Linked DNA regions of Homo sapiens: region 1 is linked to region 2. A link is an interaction called in ENCODE POLR2A ChIA-PET data of the cell type or tissue named here. Cell type or tissue: PC-9. All regions are shown on one strand. Links, peaks and the distances in the headings refer to the core of each region. The heading gives the core; the rest is flanking DNA.

The links. Peaks named below come from ENCODE experiments on the same cell type or tissue, not always from the same donor. Only the 100,000 strongest peaks of a DNase experiment are listed, where the experiment ranks them.
Region 1: POLR2A ChIA-PET joins it to region 2 with 16 read pairs; 4 of 35 experiments call an interaction of 5 or more read pairs at or near these places.

The regions. Positions count from the first base shown.
Region 1 is chr3:13,019,824-13,025,536 of GRCh38, reverse strand. All of the region lies in intron 1 of IQSEC1 (IQ motif and Sec7 domain ArfGEF 1), which reads left to right. Among named protein-coding and RNA genes, the nearest start is that of IQSEC1, 51 kb to the left of the region's middle. RefSeq lists a silencer at 339-468 and enhancers at 2,091-2,190, 2,711-2,770, 3,671-3,750, 4,001-4,200. In PC-9, for the core only: no CTCF peak of the experiment used is centred there; DNase peaks (open chromatin) are centred at 2,166, 2,596 and 3,036; H3K4me3 peaks cover 2,439 bases; H3K27ac peaks cover 2,856 bases.
Region 2 is chr3:13,472,985-13,478,697 of GRCh38, reverse strand. HDAC11-AS1 (HDAC11 antisense RNA 1) reads left to right here. Exons shown (of 2, transcript NR_046690.1): 2 at 1,613-1,711. Among named protein-coding and RNA genes, the nearest start is that of HDAC11-AS1, 4.2 kb to the left of the region's middle. In PC-9, for the core only: no CTCF peak of the experiment used is centred there; a DNase peak (open chromatin) is centred at 2,417.

The DNA.
Region 1 (5,713 bases), core at 500-5,499, 450 kb after region 2:
AGCTTCCAGAGTAGGGGGCACCCCTTCCAGTCCTCATTTCCCCAAGCAGGGTCCCCTTCAACACTGTCCCTCCACTGTGCCTGCTGCCTTCCTCAAGTGCACACAGTCCCTGAGCTGTGCCCTGCCCTCAAAGGCCAAGTTCACAATGGCATCAGCATCTCCCAGGGAACAAATGTGTCCTTCCCTTTGCCTGGGCGGCAGTGACTTCATCCCCAGCGGGCTGTGTGAGTCACTGGACTGAGGTTGGAGGGCGAGCCAGTTCTCTGCAGAGCCCGGCTTTGGCCTTGTGGCTGGGGAGATGGAATGGCTGAGGGGGTGAAGGCTTCCACGCAGACCTGCCCTCGCTTCCCCCACTCTTTCTGGGGCTCCTTGTGTCCTACAGGGCAACTAGCACTGAGCACCTAACACGTGCCCGGCAGTGCCAGGGGCTTTTTAGGTGACAGCTGGTATTTACTGAGTGCACTCTCTGTTTCAGAAACCATTATGAACTCTCACTTCAAGAACTGGCCATGCTGTCCTGCAGACAGTGATGTTGAGAGGTTAAGTCTTATACCCAGGGTCACACAGTTGTGGTATCACTCATTCCTCATCACAGCCTGGAGGGCAGAGATTTTTTATTCCTGTTTTGCAAAGGGACAAACTGAGGCTCTGCAAGAGGAAGTAGCTTGTGTAGGGACAAAGGAGTCAAAGATGAGTAAGGAGTGCCCTGTTCTCAAGGATGAGCCCCCGAGGATGGCAAAGACAGATAGAGTGTGACATGTCCCCGATGAGTGGATGGATGGGTGGATGGACAAATGGATGGACAGATGGGTGGATGGGTGGGTGGATGGACAGATGGGGTAGATGGATGGATAGATGGGTGGATGGATGGACGGATGGGTGGATGGATGATGGACGGATGGGTGGATGGATGATGGACAGATGGGTGGATGGATGGATGGGTGGGTGGATGGGTGGATGGATGGATGAATTAAGGCTCATTTGCAATGAATTCAAATTTACAATGATATGCAGACAACGTATGATATGTGGATGGGTGAATGGATGGACAGATGGATGGATGGGTGGATGGATGGACAGATGGGTGGATGAGTGGATGGGTGGGTGGATAAATGGGTGGATGGATGGATGGATGGATGGATGGATGGATGGATGGATGGATGGAGTGATGGATGGGTGTATGTGCGGGTGAGGGAACAGATGGATGGATGGGTGGATGAGGGGATAAATGAATGGATGATAGGAAGGAAGATGATAGATGGATATGTGAATGGATTAATGAATCCATGGATGATTCATTGGAGAGGAAGGTGTGTGGATGTGTGAATATATGAATCAGTGGGTAGAGATAAAGCGGGTAAGCAGAGGCTACTTCCACCCACAAAAGACATTGTGAAAACTTCCCCTACTAGGAGGACAGGCCAGATAAACATTTGAATGGAGGCCTTAGTCTGTGTGGCACAAGGAACCGAGGCCAGTATGAAAAGTGACAGGGAAGTAATGTCCAAGGGAGAGTTTCCTTAGGTCAGTGGGGTTCCATGATGGAATGGGGAAGCTTAAAGAAAAAACAAGGAATGGGGAGCCTTGAAAGGTAGTGAGCTTCACATCATTGGGGGTGTTCAAGAAGAGGCTGGGCAGCCACTCCCGCTGCATGCTGTGGAGGAGCCCCTGTGGCAGGTGGAGGTCTGCTGTGGTGGCTTGTGAAGCCTCCTCTGATGACAGGGAGAAGAATTTGGGTTTCCGAGTCCCCCAGGGAGGCCACAGCCTTTGTAGAAACCTATCTTGTTTTTGGATTAAAAGTTCTTTCCTGGCTCAGGGGATGGAGAAGCCTGCAGCTGCTAATCCTTGATGTGGGAATCAGGCTGGAATCTGAGACAGATTTCCCATTCTGCACAGGCCGGGGGTGGGGCCTGGGGACAGAGCAAGGCTTTGGAGCCCTGGCCCCACCCTCCCTGTTTCTGCAGACAGGTGATGGCCCTCTCTGAGCCTCAGTTTCCCCCGGTGAAATGGAAGCTCTGCTGCCCACTATACATGATGCCCAGGGCCCTGCTGGGTGCCAGGTGCTGGGTGCACCTGCCCTTCTGGGGGACTTCCTGGGGGCTGTAGGTGGGGAAAAGTAGATCTGTGAGTGTTGACCTTGATCCGTGAGTCATTATCCCTGGGGGCCCTGCCTGGGAAGCCCCAGCTGCCTGGCCTGGGCTGGGCCTGGGAGCAGCTGGTGGAGACCAGGGTGGGGGCTCAAGCTGGGGCCTCAGTCTGGAAATGCCCCAGACCCAGCCTGGGCCCAGACCCCAAGGCCTTCAGCTGCTCAGAGGCTCCAGCCCTTCATCCCACCCCACTCCATCCCTACAGAGAGGAGCCAGCTTACACCCTGACTCCAGCGTGGGCTCTTAGAGCCAGACTGCCAAGGTTCAAATCCCACCTCCACCAATTCCTAGGTCTGTGACCTAGGGTAAGTGACTTCCTCTATCTGTGTCTCATGTAAACCAACACTAATCATAAAATCCACTTTCTAAGGGCATTGGGAGAACTGGATGAGTTAGTTCTTGGCCTGAGGAGGGCTTAGGCCAATTCCCAGAGCTCCACAAGCCCACAGTAGCCTGAGGTGAAACTAAGGCCGGAGGGGGCTGACCACGCCCAGCATCAAACAGCAAAGAAGTGGCCCAGCCAGAGCTGGAAACCGTCTCACTCACCAGCTGGAGACCCTTGGAGGGCCAACCACTGTCCAGAGGAGCAGCCCTGATTTTGTCTTTATTTTGCTTTGTGTCAACCCCAGGCTTTCTCTAGGAGTGAGGTGGCAGAGCAGCCCCTTCCTCCACCCTCATCTTGGCCAGCTGGTCGGTGGGCCGGGCTGCAGGCTTTGGGCTGCAGGGCGGGAGTTGGGTTTAAGCCTCTGGGGAAATGGGGAGGATGTGGGCCCGCCCTCGCCTCCCCGCCCGCCTCCCTCTCTCTGAGCTCGCCTCTCCCATCCCAGGCCAGCCTCTGGACGCAGGGCCAGCCCCTGGGCTCCGGCAGCTGAGCTTTTCCTCACCGGCGGACGCCCCTCACCCATCCCGCCCTGAGTGACTCACTGCTCCCCTGGCCTGCAGCCACTGCTGTCTCCTGGCAGGAGGCAGGCGCAAGGTTGTGCAGAAGCCACAGGGTCTAGTGTGTGAGGGCCGCTTGGCCAGGAGGGTCTGGAGCAGCTAGACAGGACCAGGGCACAGAGGCTGGCCGGTGGATAGTGGGGCCTGTGGCTCAGCCCTGCAGTGGCCTGTGGCAGCCAGTGCCTCCTCTTTTCCCTAACTTTGGGGGCTTTTCTTTCTTCTTCCTACCATGAAGAAGGAAGGGACCTGAAAATCCGTGAAGAGAGCCGTTCCCTGGCCAGGAGGAGACTCTGGGTGGTGGGGCAGTGGTGGTGGGCCCCTTGGCCACTCGCTCCTCCACCGAGCCAGGCATGAAGGGGTATGGCAGTGCCGTGTGGAGCCTTATGTGGAAGTACTGCATCTCTGTGAGGACACTCAGGTACCGGGACGCGTGCATGGCTGCTCTGCCTGGCTGTCGACTGTTGGGCCGGATGGTTTGCATGGCTGTACAGGGTCCAGGAAGGAGCTGGGATGGAGGGAGCTGGAGCAACTTTCAGTCTCTGGTGGAGCGGGAGGAGGAGAGTGGAACAATGACCAGGGGGTGTGCTGCGATTGGCTGGGATCCAGAGCACACGTTCGGCTGGGATCCAGAGCACACGTTCAGGAAAGGAACGCCAGGGGCAGGTGCAGCATGTGTTACATAACATGCTGGCACAGGGCACAGCTGTGTGACCCTGGCCCTGCCCCACAGCATCTCTGAGCCTGTTACCCACCAGCGAAATGGGGCTCACACGCGTCCCTTCAGCGCTTGGTGTAGTGATTCCTTCGTGTGACCGTAAACGTCAGTCACTGAGTGGCTGAGGGCTCAGCCCGGACTCAGACACCAGGCTGCCCAGGTTTAATGCTGGCTTTGGCATTGTTAGTGGTGTGAAGCGGCTTCACCTCTAGCCAAAGTTTCCCATCTGCAGATCCTTTTAGGATTGTTTTGAGGATTCAGTGAGGTAATACACACTAAGATCAGGGCCCGGTGCGGTGCCAGCATTCAGTCAGTGTTGGATACGATGACCCTTGCCGTTGAGCTTTCTCCCCAGCTGGACAGCTGTGGGGGGTGGTGGGGGTATCTGGAATGGCGCCTGCATGGTGAGAATGAAAGGGTGGAGCAGAGCTCCTTGGCCCCCTGGGGAGGGGACACCATCTGTGATCGCTGCGGCCTCTGCAGCTGCCAGAAGGAGGGAGACCAGGGCGCAGGAAGCCAGGTCCCTTGTGATCTCAGGCAAGGCTGGGGTCTCCCCATCTGTAAAGGGGAACTACACGGGGCCCGAATTTGTATATGGAAGGGCTTAGGGGCAGCCACCTATTTGGAAGATGTGTTTGTACTTGGATGCCGCCTAAGGGCATATTATTTTATTTAAAGGGGTGGATTTGCAACAGGTAAGGGATTGAAAGATTGTCCCTCTTTCTTTCTGCCCTCACTCTCTGGTGTATAAACTTTATAAGCATTCCTTCCTTCCTTCCTTTTTGCCTTCCTTCTATTTCTCCTTCTTTCCTTGTTTCTTTCCTTTCTTCCTTCCTTCCCAAAATACTTGTGACAGCTTACAGAAAATACCTGCAACAAAATAGTTAATAAAAAACATCAGAAGCCAGGCATGGTGGTGCATGTCTCTAGTCCCAGCTACTCGGAAGGCTGAGGCAGGAGGAATGCTTGAGCCCAGTTCAAGGGTAGTGTGTGATGATCATGCCTGTGAATAGCCACTGCACTCCAGCCTGAGCAACACAGTAAGACCTCATCTCTAAAAAAAAGAATCAGGAGTGGAAAAAGCACAATTTAGAATAGGATGTCATGAGCTAGGGTAGAAAAATAGAACAGAACAGAGATATACAGGGTCCTGAGGTTCTTCTGTTGGGGTAAAAATTGCCAAGTTTCCTGGCAGCCAAAGGGAAAGGGGAAACCCAGCCACACAGTTTACTCTCACTGTAATAAGAAACCATAATTACAGTGGCCATAGTTGTCTCTGCTGCTGGGTGAGAGTGCCTGGGGCCCTGGGCCTCAGCCTCAATGGCGGGTCTTGGGCCTGGGCAGGTTTGAGGGAGCAGGGCAGACAGTGAGGGCTAAAGTGTTCTCTTGGGATGAGGATGCCGGCTGGCTGTGGGAAAGGAGAGAGGCAGAGCTCAGCCCTGGAGTGAGTCAGCGGCTGCCTGCCCCTGCCCCTGCCCCTGCCCCAGACCCCGGGATAGACCTCCTGGGTGGGTGACTTGGGAGCTGGGCCAGGCAGCGGGTGAGTCCTGGACTTTGGTGAGCTCTCCGTGTGCTTTTCCTTGTGACCACAGCTGGATTTTCCTGAGTCCCCTTCTGTCCCAAGGTTTCCAGGTATTGGCACTTTGGAAACCTCAGGGCTTGTTGACAGAATGCAGAGGGCTCGGCACTGGGAGGCCCGCTGTGCCCTGTCCAAGGGTGATTCGCTCGCTCCCTCTTGGCTGCCGTTTGCCCACATGGTCTGTAGGAGAAGCAGCACCGCCTCACAGAGCCTGGCAGACTGGCCTCTCTGTGCCTCAGTCTCCTCATTGAATGGCACGGCCACCTGACGGGGCTGTGGGGCGGGGCCTTACGGGAGGCTTTGTGGCTGTCAAGTGGTGATAGACAGGTAGCT
Region 2 (5,713 bases), core at 473-5,472:
AATTGAGGCACAGAATGGTGAAGTAACTCACTCAAAGGTCAGGGATGTGGGCAGATGTAAACCACAGAAGGAATAAGTACTATTTTATAAAGTGACAGAGTGCATGCAGTGGCCCTGTGGCATTTGTGAGAGACCGACTTCCCCTCAGGGAACTTGCTCTGTAGTTTGGGAAGCCACACAGATGATCCTCTGGTTGGGAGAATGAGGATCTGGGCAGCCTGGACCTGAAGCTGAGGCCAAAGAGAGTGGGATTGGTCTGAATAAGTGGGTTTTTAAATTTTTTTAATTTTTAAATTATTTTTTAAGAGACACAGCCTCACTATATTGCTAAGGCTGGTGTCTAACTCCTGGGCTCAAGCGATCCTCCCACCTTGGCCTTCCAAAGTGTTGGGATTACAGGCATGAGTCACAATGCCTGGCCAAGGGTTTTTAAAATTGTGTCCTGGTAGCTAAAGAGTTAAGTGGTCTGCGGAGGCCCTGGAGCTTGTGAACACCTTCAAACCACCATGAAAGCCTGGGCCAACCGGCCGCATTATCACGTGGGGAAGAAATAAGTGTTATGCACGCTGCTGTGTTTGGGGGCCTCTTTGTTGCAGTATCCTAGTGTGTCTGCTCACTAAGACACAGCACTGGGGACACAGCTGCACAGAGCAGATGAGTTCAGAAAGCCTTTGTCAAGCTAATAGTTTAGTGGGAGAGACAAGCCTTAACCTAGGAAGGAAAATTGTGATTACAAAATGTGGTAACTGCTGTGAAAGGCATAGGCTGAGACTGTGAGAGAGAGAATAATGGGGTCCCTGATTTGGACAGTGGTCAGGGAAGGCCCCTTTGAAGAAATACATTTTTTCACTTTTTAACCATATGTATTTTATTTTTAAATGGCATTTAATGAAACAAGACACTGACTTATTGAACATTGTATACTTAACTGTTTTTCCCCTTTCATGCAATATTGAAATATATTTCAACTTAAAACAAATAAGAAAGTCCCAAATATAACACTTCTTTTGAAAAATACAGGCACGGCTGGGCGCGGTGGCTCACGCCTGTAATCCCAGCACTTTGGGAGGCCAAGATGGGCGGATCACCTGAGGTCAGGAGGTCAAGACCAGCCTGGCCAACATGGCGAAATCCCATCTCTACTAAAAAGTACAAAAATTAGCCAGGTGTGGTGGCAGGTGCCTGTAATCCCAGCTACTCAGGAGGCCAAGGCAGGAGGAGCTTGAATCCAGGGGCGGAAGTTGCAGTGAGCTGAGATCACGCTACTGCGCTCCAGCCTGGGCAACAAGAGCAAGACTGTCACACAAAAAAAGAAAAATACAGGCACGCAAAGGATATTACAGAAATGCACCAAACATGAATTATTGGCACAGATACAATATTTCAAAACACTAACTAATATTAGATTGAGACATCCTATTACAACATTAAAACCATGCCCCTTTCAATTCAAGTGAGCACCTCTATTTCCATTCCAAGACCCTGTGATTTCATACACATTTAACACAACGGTAACAATAACAGTAATGCTAGCTAGTATTTGTTATGCCCTTAATGAGTGCCAAGCTCAGCTAAATATGTAAAACATGTTTTGTTTGTTTTATTGGTGAAGAGATGAGTTCTTAAACAACCAGAAGATACTGCAGGTTCAAAGTCCCGGAGGCCAGAAGGAGCTTGCATTCAAATAAGAAAATATATTTTCTCAAGGAAATATAAGTTGTATTTCTATGTAACTCTATGCACCAGGAGGGCCCCAGCAAGAAAGAGAGGTCTCACTCCACAGGGATTTCTGAAAAAAGTTTAATGAACAGGCCATTTACCTGAGATGTGGGTGAGGTTGAGGGGACCAACAGGAGATGGTGCAGCACCTGGGGTTGGCAACAGAGGGGAGGGAGCTCTCACCCCTAAACCTGAAGGGTCCAGGAGAGGGAGTGGTTTCCTGGAACCAGTGAGAATAGCTAGTTATGGGCCACGGGGAAGCCTGAGAGGAGGTTTGAGGCCACACAGTCACTGCCAAAACTAGGGGTACATGGGGAAAATACCCCAAATTAGCTCTTCTCCCAGCCTCTGATGCCCTGCTGGCACTTCCCATTGGCTGGATCGAACTGGAACCCCAAGATCAAGGAATCCTCTGTGATGGCATCCATGAGGGTCCACTTCGTCGGGGAGCACCGAGCAGGGTGGGAAACCCTGGTGAGTGGGTCTGCAGGTTGGGGGTAAGCAGAGAATGACCACTGATGTTCTGAGCAACCTTGGAGATTCCTCCAGCCTCGTGAGCCAGCTCTGTAACAGGAGTGAGCGGGCTTGAAAAATAACCCTGCCTCCTGTCCCCAGTACTGCCTGCAAAGGTCTTGTTGACCTGGGACACTCACATATCCTGTCAACATGGAAACCTGATACTCACTCTTGGCTATCTCTGCCTACCATCTATACCAAACTGGTGACCGGGTGATGGCCAAGGGGATGAGAAATCACTGCACTGCTAGAGCCCCTGTGAGAGGCCCCAGTCTTGGTCTCAACCAGATGAGTTGAGCAGGGCCTCTGGAGACCAGCTGGGATATCTGGACACCCTGGGTGGGTGAAATCATCACTCCCTGCTCTAGGCTCCTGGCAACAAGTCATTTGCTCCAACTACCAGGACTGGCCCCAAGGGAACTCATTAGTCCACACCATTGCCAATGACAAACCCAGCACACACACTCTGGGGTGTTACCTCAGCTGCACAGATGAAGGGAGACACAGCCCACAGCTACAGGCACACACCCACGGTGCCAGATTCAGATGCACACACAGGCACAGACAGAGATGCACCCTTATAGTGAGTGCTGCCACACCCAGCCCCATGCCTGGCTACCCCTGCCAATCTCCTAGTCTCCGTCTTCCTGATTGTCCCAGGATAAAGTTGGGACACCCCAAAACACTGAGTGTCTTCACTGCCGTGTCCCCTCCCCAGAAAGGGACGTTCCTGGAGCACAGATATGAAAGGAAGGCACAGATATAGATGTGAATCTAGATATACATATGCCAAGGACAGAGTCAGGGTTTGTCAGGCCTGATGTTCATACAATGAGGGAGGGACAGTTCTTTTTAAACAAAGGCCAGGTGTGGTGGCACATGCCTGTAATCCCAGCACTTTGGGAGGCCAAGGTGGGTGGATCACCCGAGGTCAGGAGTTCAAGACCAGCCTGGCCAACATGGTGAAACACCGTCTCTACTAAAAATACAAAAAAAATTTTAGCTGTGTTTGGTGGCAGCTGCCTGTAATCCCAGCTACTCAGGAGGCTGAGGCAGGAGAATCGCTTGAACCTGGGAGGCGGAGGTTGCAGTGAGCTGAGATCGCGCCATTGCACTCCAGCCTGGGTGACAAGAGCGAAACTCTGTCTCAAAAAAAAAGATTAAAACTGTGAATACAAAACTAGAGACCTGGGAAGGAGCCCAACTAAGAGAGGAGCCCCAGAGCTTAACAAGAAATCAGCTTCTGTCGCACGCAGGAAACAGAGAGATAACCCTACAAATACACGTGGGAGCACAAACACAGGCACCCCAGGCTCTTCAAGCCACACACTAACACGCACAGACACCGGCATGCATGCGCACACATGCTCCGCGCCTCAGGCGCTCTCAGGGCAGTCTAGGGAGGCCTCTGTGCACCAACCTTCAGAGAGGCCCCTGCAGCCCTGGCTTAGATCTTAGGCTTCCCCCAGCTGCTTCTACAGCCACAGGCATCTTCTGAGACCCTGCATTTTGTTGTTACAGAGGAGCCAACCCTGCTCCCCACTCCAGCTTTCTCACCCTTCACCTCCGGCCCCAGGACAAGATGAGCAGGAGGAGGGGGAGCTGCCCAACACTCACTAAGGAGTCAGCCTCTGGACCTCAGAGCCAGCAACACCCCCCTGCACTCACACCCCTACCTCATCCTGCTGCCTTCTCCTGAGGAGGGGAAACTGAGGCCCAGAGAGGGAGGGCATGAGCTTTAATTTGAGTCCTCTGGGACGACAGCAGTACCTCATCACATGCACACAGAGAACCAACACACATTTTTCTGGACCGCAGGATATTTTAAAAGGTTTTCTTTTTTAATACAGAAAAGCATAAAGATGAAAATGGCCCGTAATGCTGCCACACAGATAATCCCAGTGGTATTTTTAAAATAAAGTTAACGAATGCCCACGTTTGCAAAATTCAAACCATACCAAAGGATTATAAAATGAAAACTAAAACTTTTTCCATCACAGTCGCTCTCCCCAGAAACGATGTCTCTTTGTTTCCTTCCTGAAGACATTGGCATGCCAGCATTTTTTACCTATAAAAAGAAAATCACTCTGCCCACTGTTTTGGACCTTGCCATTTTTTTCACCTAAAACACATCTCGGCAGATCTTTTCACATCCACGCTGCTAATCCGCCTCCTTCTTTCTAACGGCTGTGCTGTACCCTGTTGTACGATTGTGTTTTCCGTGGGTGTGTATTTACCGTATTTCCAGTTTCTTTGCTCTTACAATGTGCCAGCAGATCCCCGAGGTACCTGAATATACTGCAAATATTTCCACAGGGCTAGGCACGAGCAGAGGCGCCGGGTCAAAGAGTATGTGCATTTTTAATTCTTGGAGGGGCTCTTGGCTCACGTCTGTAACCCCAGCACTTTAGGAGGCAGAGGCAGGTAGATCACATGAGATCAGGAGTTCAAAACCAGTCTGGCCAACACGGTGAAACCCCACCTCTACTAAAAATGCAAAAATTAGCCAGGCATGATGGCCTGCGCCTGTAGTCCCAGCTACTTGGGAGGCTGAGGCAGGAGAATTGCTTGAACCCAGGAGGCGGAGGTTGCAGTGAGCCAAGATCGCGCCATTGCACTCCAGCCTGGGCGACAAGAGCAAAACTCCGTCTAAAATAAATAAATAAATAAAAATTCTAGTAGAGATTGCCAAAATGCTCTTCAAAAAGATGGCATTCATTCACACTTTTAGCAACAATTATGAATTTGTGTCCCTAGACTTTTAATCAATTTTGCCAATCTAAGGTGTGAAAAGTCCCATCTCAGTGTTTTTAACAGGTTTATTGTGATATGATTCACATACTATACAATTCACCATTCAATGGTTTTTAGTATAGAGTTGTGCAACTATCACCATCAATTTTAGAACATTTCGATTGCCCCCAAAGGAAACCCTATACCTTTTAGCAGTCATTACCCATTTCCTCCCTCCCGGCATCCACTGGAAGCCATTAATCCACATTTTGGATCTATAGATGTGCCTATTCTGGACGTTTCGCATAAATGCAATTGTATAATATGTGGCCTTTTCTGGGAGCAAAGGGGCACAGGAGCTGCTGTGGTTGGAGCGCCCGGTGCCTGGAGCCTTGGTGGTTCACACACTGCTATGCGATTGGGCACAGAAGGCCCACAGAGCAGAACTTGATGTCTAGCTCTCCACCCCCATTCAACCTTCCTGGTCAAATGCCTGCCCAAGCTTGCCTGCTGTGAGGGAGGAATGGGGCTGACTTTATGTCCTGTGTCATCTTCCCTAACCTCAGCTGGGTCCCAGCAGGGTGACTGGGCACTGCTTCCTGGTCCTGCAGGGTTAGCATGACTTTAAGGGGTTTTTTCCCCCTTCTTTTTATTATGGAAAATTCCAAACATATGCAAATGTAGAGGGAAGAGTATAAGTGAGCCTTGTGTACCCATCATCTGGCCTCAGTATTGATCAGCTCAA